3 separate regions of the Homo sapiens genome follow, and regions 1 and 2 are each linked to region 3. A link is a contact called in ENCODE Hi-C or POLR2A ChIA-PET data. All regions are on one chromosome and are shown on one strand. Each heading gives the region's core, a stretch centred on a gene start or an enhancer-like site at or near the end of the contact. The rest is flanking DNA. Distances are from core to core; before and after follow the strand shown. Region 1 holds the start of GNAT2 (G protein subunit alpha transducin 2). Region 2 has its middle 27 kb from the start of EPS8L3. Region 3 holds the start of GSTM1 (glutathione S-transferase mu 1).

Region 1 (2,700 bases), core at 55-2,554, 68 kb before region 3:
TCTCCAAGAACAATTTTTAATGGCTGTATTTCATGGTATGAATATTACATAAACATTCCCCTATTGTTCGACCTTTAAAGTATCTAACTTTTCTATGCAATACACATTGTGGTGCTGAACAACTTTTTGCATACATATTTTTCTGGCAGCTCTTTTTAGAAAAACAACTTCCAGAAAGTTGATTACTGGGTCAAATAATAAGAACCTTTTTGAAAATTTTGATTCTATATTACCAGATGGCTTTCAGAAAGATTATATCAGTGTTCAAGGCCACCAGTAATGTGTTTGTGCACATGTACGTGTGTGTGTGTCTCCCATCTCACTAACTATACCCTTGCCAACCTGCATTAGCGTTTATTTTTTGGTTTTTTGTTTTTTAGTCTTTGCTATTTTGATTAGGTAAACCTGGTTATCTCTGTTCTCTTTTTAGTTTTATGGATTCTGTGTGAGGTGAAGAGGCCAAGTTTTTTTTAAGTTTGTTCAGGGAACAGTAGCCAGGGATCAATGGAAGTGGCACCAGATGCAGGTGGAGAAAAGGGTTCAGGGTCCAGAATCCAGCGTGGGGAGAGAAGAGGGAGGCAGAGTTTGGGAAGGATCTCTGCTGTGGGAGTGGTAAGAACTGGGAGGAGCCAGACAAACAGCATTAGAACAACTGGGTGTGGGGGGCAAAGGCCTCCCACAAGAGGGAAAATAGGGAAGAGATTAATTCCTGCTAATGCATTTAATTATATTCAGTGAAGTCTTAGGGACTTCCCTCCACAAGTTCCCTTTAGGTCGGATTATCTACCCCTTGGCAGTGGGGATGCTTGTTGGATAGACCCCAGAACGGCTGCAAGTGAATCAACCTGTGAGTGTCAATAGAGAACCAAGGCCAAGGCTAAAGCAATGGTAATACATGAATACTGAGTACTAACTACAGGCCAGGCACAGTTCTAAGCAGTTAACTTATATTAACTCATTTATCTTAACCACCATATAAAGCAGGTACTCTTACACTCATTTTACAGACGAAATAGAAGCACAGAGAAGTTAGGTAACTTGCCCAGTATCAGTCAGGAAGTAGGTGAAATCTGGATTTGAACCCAGACATTCTGGCTAGAGTTAAAGCTCTTAACCACCAAATACAGAAATGTGGGAAGGGGAGCCAGAATTGCAGGGCACAGCCTCCTACCTACGCCGGCCGGAAGAAAACAGACGACCAAGTGAGATTGCAGGGGCAGGACTTCTGCTTAAAATGAATCCTGGGACAATGATAACAGCTACCTTTCACTGGGCCCTCACTTCGTGCCAGGCACTGTGTAAAGGGACTTTACGTTTAATCTTCACAGTAACCCCTTTGAGTGAGGTACTGTCATTACCCCATCTTACTGATGAGGAAGCTGACGCACGGAACTGGCCCAAGACCCAGGGTCGGCTCAGGCCAGCCCTACCGCGGTGTGGTGGCTGCCCACGTGGCGCCCAGGAAGAGAAAAAAATGGCGAGGCGGGGTCGGCAGGCGGAGGCGGGGCCAGGCGGGGGCGGGGCCAAGGGCCGCAGAGCCTGGCGCGGAGCCGGCGAGATTTTGGTGGGGTCTCACCTGTTGCGTGACTCCCCCACAGTCCGGCCGCGGGAGTCCGACCCTGAATGCCCAGGGAGTGTTGAGAGAAATCTGGACGAGTTTCGGGTCCCGCTCCCTTGGGAGCACGTGGCCTACCAGCCTCTCGATTGCAGGGTTGGGTGGTCGCGACACCGGGGTCGCCTTGAGGCCAGTCCGGCTGCCGAGGTCTGCGGGAGTCCACCTCCGGCCAGCTGGCAATTTTGAAAGACTGCCTTACTTTCCCCATCTCAGTGCCAGGGCAGGGGCCCTTGGAGTGACTTGGCTGGGGTCTGTGGCCCGATCCCCCTGCCGTCCCTCAGGACCCGGGCTTTCTGCTGTACAGACTTCTCGTGGGCAGCCTCCCCTCGGAACTCGGGCATCATGGCCTCAGGTGAGTGTGTGTACGTGTGTTGGAGGGAGGGTCTCTGGGACAGAGAAGTGCTGTGGCCAGAGTGACAAGAGGGTGGGAGTCACAGCACAGCAGCAGGACCTAGGGAAGGCGGTCAGCTCCTCCCAGGAGGGCCTGGGGAGCAGAGCCAGAGTGTGCAGAGACAGAGGAAAAATCCAAAGAGGCTAGGGTCTCTGTCCCAGACCCCCAGACAAGGGGGTCTCCTGGCCTTCCTGCCTTCCTGGGAGGTAGCTATTTGGCGACGGTGGAATTTTCCCGGGACAGGCCCCTCCCTCCTGGGCTGGGATTCTCGGTTCTTCCCCCTCCTCCCAGAGCTGGGCTACCCCGGGAGCTGAGGGTCAGATGTGGAAGGAAAGTGGGTGCTGGGTTTTCACGGAGTATGCCTGCCCTGCCCCGGGAGGACTGTGTTTGAGCTTGGACTCGCTCGCTGCTGAATTCCTGTTTGTTATTCTTTTTTCTTCCAGGCTAGCTGGAAGGACCAGCTAGCCTGGACTTTGGCTTCTTTGCCCGGGAGCCCTGGCATGATGGGGTGAGGGCTCTTGGTGGGTTAGTGGAGAGCTGGGGGCTGGCCCTTCCCCATCTTCTTTTCTACCCACCCCCTCCCCGCCCCCCGCCAGGCCCAGCCACCATCAGTCACGTCACTCCTGGGACTGAGGAGGCAGGGGAGGGATAAGGGGCAGAGATGGAGGCCCCACTCCCCGAGGTTGCCTAGACA
Region 2 (2,712 bases), core at 202-2,701, 100 kb after region 3:
GAGCTGTAGAGATATCCTGGCTGAGAGCTCAGGCTCTGAAGCCTGACGCCTGGGGCTACAGAAATGAAACCCTCCCGTCCCCTGCTCACCTCTGGTGCACCTGGAGCATAAAGAGAAAAGGCAAAGGCTCCACCGCTGGATGCTGGCTTCACTTTGGCTTCTCCCTGCTGCCTAGTTACTGAGAAGAAAAAAAATACGGCAGGAAGCCCCATATAGACCATTTTTTCCCTCTGTTCTGTGCAAGAGTTACCTTGGTAGTCTTCAGGTGACTCAGCACTGGGGTTTACTATGGAGGGTGGGTCTGGGGGTGGCGAAGGGGAGCAGCTTTCTGGGGACTTTCAGACACAGGAGTAAGGAGGCCATTTGTGTTTTGGGGTCTGTAAAGAAGGAGCCCCAACCCCAGTGTGGATCCTGGGGAAGGAAAAGGGACTCAGACTCTGACCGCAAGGGGTGGACCTGAAGCCCCAGCAAACTGTCAGCCATCCTCTGCCATCCTTGAAGTCAGCCCCCAGAAGATGCATGTGGCCTGTGTGGTGCTCTGGTTGGCACAGGACACTCAGCCTTCTGACCACGTGGGAGCAGTTATCCACAGGTGCCACCTCAGTGGGAACGGGTCAGCGTCCTGGTTCTCCTGGCCAAGGTGCAGAAGTTGGAGCCTCTACCTCCCCCTCCACTTTTTGAGTACATGAGACCTGGAGGTTCTTGGGCAATTTGAAAGGAGAGGAAGATTCCAGAGGAAGGTATGTTTTTCTTTCAAGTATAGTAAATTAGGTCTGGATGGTTTTAATTGAAATTATACAAATCGAAGAAATGCAATAGTATTTGTACCTCCAATATCTGCTATCACTCAGTGGTCACAAAAACATCAGTTCCTATTTATCAAAAGCTTATGGTATGCCAGGTCTCCCATTTACATTGTTTTATTTAATCTTCAGGACAAGGTAGGTACTTTCTGTCACCATTTTACAGATGAGAAAACTGAGGCTCTCTACAGAGAGGTTAACTAACTTTCCCAAAGTCACACAGATAGCAAAGCTGTGGATTGGGCTTATAACCCACATGTCTTTCACTCCAAAGTCCTTCGACCACAAGGTCCACTCTATTGCTCTGTCTGGGGGTTCTCTGAATCTGTGGGGACCCCAGAAGATATGGACCTGCAGGGAGAAGCCATGGGATCTGGAGGCCCAAGGCCTAAGGAGACCGTGGGGCCTCCTTCAGGTAACTGTCTTCGGCAGCAGCTGCATCCCATTACACTGTGGACAGCAGTCTTTAGAAAGCCACCTTCTCCTGGGCTGCAAAGGAACAGGGTGACCACAGCCTATGAACCCTTGGGGCCCCTTGAGTTCCCACTGCCTGCCCGGCAGGGTTTCACAAACGCATTGACATTGATGTTGACAGGGCAGCCTGTGTGGAGGGTGCAGGAAGCCCAGAGGCCTGTGGCTGCCAGCATTGCTCAGAGTTTCCGCTGAGCTCTTCCTGCAGGGCCCTCCTCAGGGCTCTGCTAGCCAGCGCCCCCTGTCTTGAGGCCTTCGTGGACCCCAGCTGGCTCTGAGACAAGCTCAACTGACTCCAGGGCCTCTGAAGGGCTAGGAAGGCCCCATTTTCTGGGTGCCGAGCCTTGGGTTAGCTTCAGAGGCCCTGGTGATAGCCTCAGGATATCTGAAGGTTTCTTAGGACCAACGCCACCAGGTGGGACAGAGGCAGTGCTACTTCCAGTCAGAAGATCCAAGTTCCACTCTCAGATCCAACACTCGCTGGTTCTGCAACCTCAGGCGGGTGTCTTTCCCTCACCGAATTCCCTCCCCTATCTACCTCACAGGGCTGTTTAAAACCCTTGGCAACAGGAAAACACTCGGCCAGTATTGGTGGCCCTAGTAAGGCTGTGGGCTGACTGTGGGCCTGCCCCTAATTGGTCTTCTCACCTGGAAACTCAGCGAAGAGGCTGGACTTATGGGTTCCAGAAGAGGGGCAGGGCATTCCAGGAGGAGAGAGGGCTGAGCCCAGGCACAGAGTTCAGAACACACAGGAAAGAATTGAGCTCTGTGCCAGAAACTGTTCTAAGCATTTTACACATAATAACTCATTTACCTCTCTCATCGTTCCCATGAGGTAGGCATTACTTCACCCCATTTTACAGATGAGGCAATGGAGGCACAGAGGGGTAAAGTAACTTGCTCAAGATCCCATCGCTAGAAGTGGGGAGCCAAGATTTGGACCTGGGCAGTCTGGGAGGAGACCACCAGTGGAGGCAGCGGTGGTGGGACTGGAAAGGTTGGGAGAAACGCCAGGGACTGGGCCGCATCTGCCCTGCTCACTGCTGCAAGGCCAGCGCCCAGAGCAGTGCTTAGCACATAGTAGGTGTTCTTAGCCTGTTCCTGATACATGAGCTCCGCAGGTGTGGCTACCTTGCTTGTCTGGGGACGCTGACATTTCACACAACACAGAGAGGTTGGGGTTGCTGCCTCTGCCTTTGGGCTGAGATTCAGCCCTTTTCAGTGGGGCTATTGGACCCCTACAGCGGGAGGGCCCCTTGTAGGAAGGCAGAAATTTAAAATCGTTCCTTAATCTCCCTTTGGCCCCCTCCTGTTAGGGCCAGCCTCGCCTCCTGTACCTCCCTGGGGAGTGTTTTTAGCTCCCAGAACTTGGGATCCAGGTGGGCTGGGGGGCTGGGGGAATGCAGACAAACGGAGAAGCATGTTCGCTGCCGGCAGA
Region 3 (2,700 bases), core at 136-2,635:
AAAAGCCCACCAAGAGTTTTGCTTAGGCCTTTCCTGGGCCTTAAAGCATGACAAAACAATGAAGGAATTCTTAACAGGACCTATTTAGAATTAAACAAGTTTTATTGTGAGTCTGAAGAAACTCCCCAGGCCTCCACAAACAAGTTTATTGGGCGTCTGAAGGAACTCCCCAAACCTCCGTGATTTAGCAGGAGACAAGATAAGGGTAATCATCCCCCGCACCTGGACCCATTTAGATTAAATAAATAGACTGAGGCTCCAGAATAAGGTCCTCAGGACCCAGACCTCAGTTACAGATTAAAGAAGTTAATCACTTATGTCTTTAGATGAATGCACACTTACTTGTAGACATATACCTTAGAAGGTATATATGCTCTGGAAAACTTTGTAATATTGAGTTGGTCTGGTGGTAATTTCTAGGCCTTCTCCCTGTTACCGGTTGCAGAAATAAAACCTCTCTTCCTCCCCATTTGATCTGCATCTCGTTATTGGGCCTAGAGAAATAGCAGCCGGACCCTCAGTTTGGTCCGGGAAGTTCTTCCATCCTCCCTCGCCTGCTCTCTGTGGCCACTGCACTCACTGTTGCTGTTGCTGTTCCGGTCTCTGTGAGGTTCACCTAGTGGACTGGCTGGACATTTCTAGGGGGCACCTCAGATACCTCACCAACTTGCTGGATCTGATCCTTGGATTTCGATTCATAAATTGTGCCAAAATACGAAGTGGCTAATTTACACAGTACTTAGCCAGATGACCGAAGGACTCAGTACCCGAGGGCCCCTAACAGAAAACACAGACCACATTTCCTTTACTCTGGCCCTTTTCCTGGGGGTCCTTCCTATACCACTGACACTGTTCCTGTGTAGGCGGGGCTAGAGGGGAGACTAAGCCCTGGGAGTAGCTTTCGGATCAGAGGAAGTCCTGCTCTTACAGTGACAGGGGCTGAATTAAATTCCCAGGTTGGGGCCACCACTTTTTAGTCTGACCCCTGCAGCCGGAGTCTCCCAGAGCCCTTGGGAACTCGGCAGCGGAGAGAAGGCTGAGGGACACCGCGGGCAGGGAGGAGAAGGGAGAAGAGCTTTGCTCCGTTAGGATCTGGCTGGTGTCTCAAGCGCACAGCCAAGTCGCTGTGGACCTAGCAAGGGCTGGATGGACTCGTGGAGCCTCAGGGCTGGGTAGGGAAGCTGGCGAGGCCGAGCCCCGCCTTGGGCTTCTGGGCGCCCTGACTTCGCTCCCGGAACCCTCGGGCCTGGGAGGCGGGAGGAAGTCTTACTGAGTGCAGCCCCAGGCGCCCTCTCCCGGGCCTCCAGAATGGCGCCTTTCGGGTTGTGGCGGGCCGAGGGGCGGGGTCGCAGCAAGGCCCCGCCTGTCCCCTCTCCGGAGCTCTTATACTCTGAGCCCTGCTCGGTTTAGGCCTGTCTGCGGAATCCGCACCAACCAGCACCATGCCCATGATACTGGGGTACTGGGACATCCGCGGGGTGAGCGAGGGTCCGCTGGACGGTGGGACGAGGGCGCAGGGGAGGGAAGTGCGAAGCAGCTGCGGGACGGACTCTAGGGACCGTTCCTCTTCAGGGCTGCCCGCCTCAGAAGGGCCTGTGCATGCCGCTGTGTGTGTGTTGGGGGTGTGGGCGGGTAGAGGAGGCAACGGGTACGTGCAGTGTAAACTGGGGGCTTCCCTGGTGCAGACAAAGTCAGGGACCCTCCATCTCTGACGCGACCTGCGGGCCATCTCTCCCAGCTGGCCCACGCCATCCGCCTGCTCCTGGAATACACAGACTCAAGCTATGAGGAAAAGAAGTACACGATGGGGGACGGTAATGGCACCCTCGTGTTCGGGCTCTGCCCACTCACGCTAAGTTGGCACCAAGCAACCCATGGTGGCCACCTGTGGCTGCCTCTGCAGGCCTCCCCTGCTGGAGCTGCAGGCTGTCTCTTCCCTGAGCCCCGGTGAGGGAGCCCTCTGGCCTTGCAAGGCAGAATGCTGGGGTGGGATGCTGGGCCCCCTGTCTAATTGGGACGGGTGTCCCTCAGGGCTTGCCTAAACCCTGGAAGCCTTAGCTGTGTGGGGTCCAGAGCCCTCAGCGGGATTCTTTGTCCCTGAACCCTGGGATGTGGGACTGAGTGGTCAGATTCTAGATCCACCTGTCTCAGGGATCTTGCCACTGGCTCCGTGGGAGGGTCCCCGGGAAGGAGGGCTGGGCTCTGGGGAGGTTTGTTTTCACTTCTTCTTCCCCACCACAGCTCCTGATTATGACAGAAGCCAGTGGCTGAATGAAAAATTCAAGCTGGGCCTGGACTTTCCCAATGTAGGTGCAGGGGAAGGGGCGGTTTTGGGGGAAAGTGCAACGTGTCTCTGACTGCATCTCCTCTCCCCAGCTTAGAGGTGTTAAGATCAGGAGTCTTCTGCCCAATTCCTCTCACTCCTGGCTGTCTAAACAGTCCTTCCATGATGTTCTGTGTCCACCTGCATTCGTTCATGTGACAGTATTCTTATTTCAGTCCTGCCATGAGCAGGCACAGTGAGTGCCCGGTCTCCTCTCTGCTCTTGCTTATGGGAAGGGGATGCTGGGGAGCCTGGTGGCCCAACTGAGCTTCGCCGGTTTCCCATCCATCCAGCTGCCCTACTTGATTGATGGGGCTCACAAGATCACCCAGAGCAACGCCATCTTGTGCTACATTGCCCGCAAGCACAACCTGTGT

The links. Hi-C counts contacts between places; a loop is a spot of excess contacts on that map. ChIA-PET counts read pairs that join two places held with the same protein, here RNA polymerase II (POLR2A). Pooled maps may share reads with other maps.
Region 1: a map of CD8-positive, alpha-beta T cell shows a loop between it and region 3 (5-fold over the local background). The contact joins the promoter of GNAT2 here to the promoter of GSTM1 in region 3. A Hi-C loop is called at or near these places in 1 of 168 maps with a recorded cell type or tissue (CD8-positive, alpha-beta T cell) and 8 of 50 pooled maps. POLR2A ChIA-PET finds 5 or more read pairs at or near these places in 3 of 52 experiments (H1, activated B cell and activated CD4-positive, alpha-beta T cell).
Region 2: a pooled map shows a loop between it and region 3 (2.4-fold over the local background). The contact joins the enhancer-like site here to the promoter of GSTM1 in region 3. A Hi-C loop is called at or near these places in 2 of 50 pooled maps. POLR2A ChIA-PET finds 5 or more read pairs at or near these places in 2 of 52 experiments (K562 and activated naive CD4-positive, alpha-beta T cell).

The regions. Positions count from the first base shown.
Region 1 is chr1:109,618,312-109,621,011 of GRCh38, forward strand. GNAT2 (G protein subunit alpha transducin 2) reads right to left here and starts at 1,305. Exons shown (of 9, transcript NM_001377295.2): 1 at 1,172-1,305. It overlaps AMPD2 (adenosine monophosphate deaminase 2), which reads left to right and starts at 1,526. Exons shown (of 19, transcript NM_001368809.2): 1 at 1,526-1,967; 2 at 2,603-2,700. RefSeq lists enhancers at 693-1,223, 1,204-1,253, 1,224-1,752, 2,274-2,323, 2,283-2,700 and a silencer at 1,444-1,633.
Region 2 is chr1:109,789,505-109,792,216 of GRCh38, forward strand. No RefSeq gene overlaps it. Among named protein-coding and RNA genes, the nearest start is that of EPS8L3, 27 kb to the left of the region's middle. RefSeq lists an enhancer at 1,656-1,715. Within about 2 kb of position 1,452, at least 16 of the 41 ENCODE cell types and tissues checked have a DNase peak (open chromatin) inside an H3K27ac peak, as active enhancers do.
Region 3 is chr1:109,686,432-109,689,131 of GRCh38, forward strand. GSTM1 (glutathione S-transferase mu 1) reads left to right here and starts at 1,386. Exons shown (of 8, transcript NM_000561.4): 1 at 1,386-1,478; 2 at 1,739-1,814; 3 at 2,242-2,306; 4 at 2,617-2,698. The coding sequence starts at 1,443. RefSeq lists an enhancer at 1,436-1,485.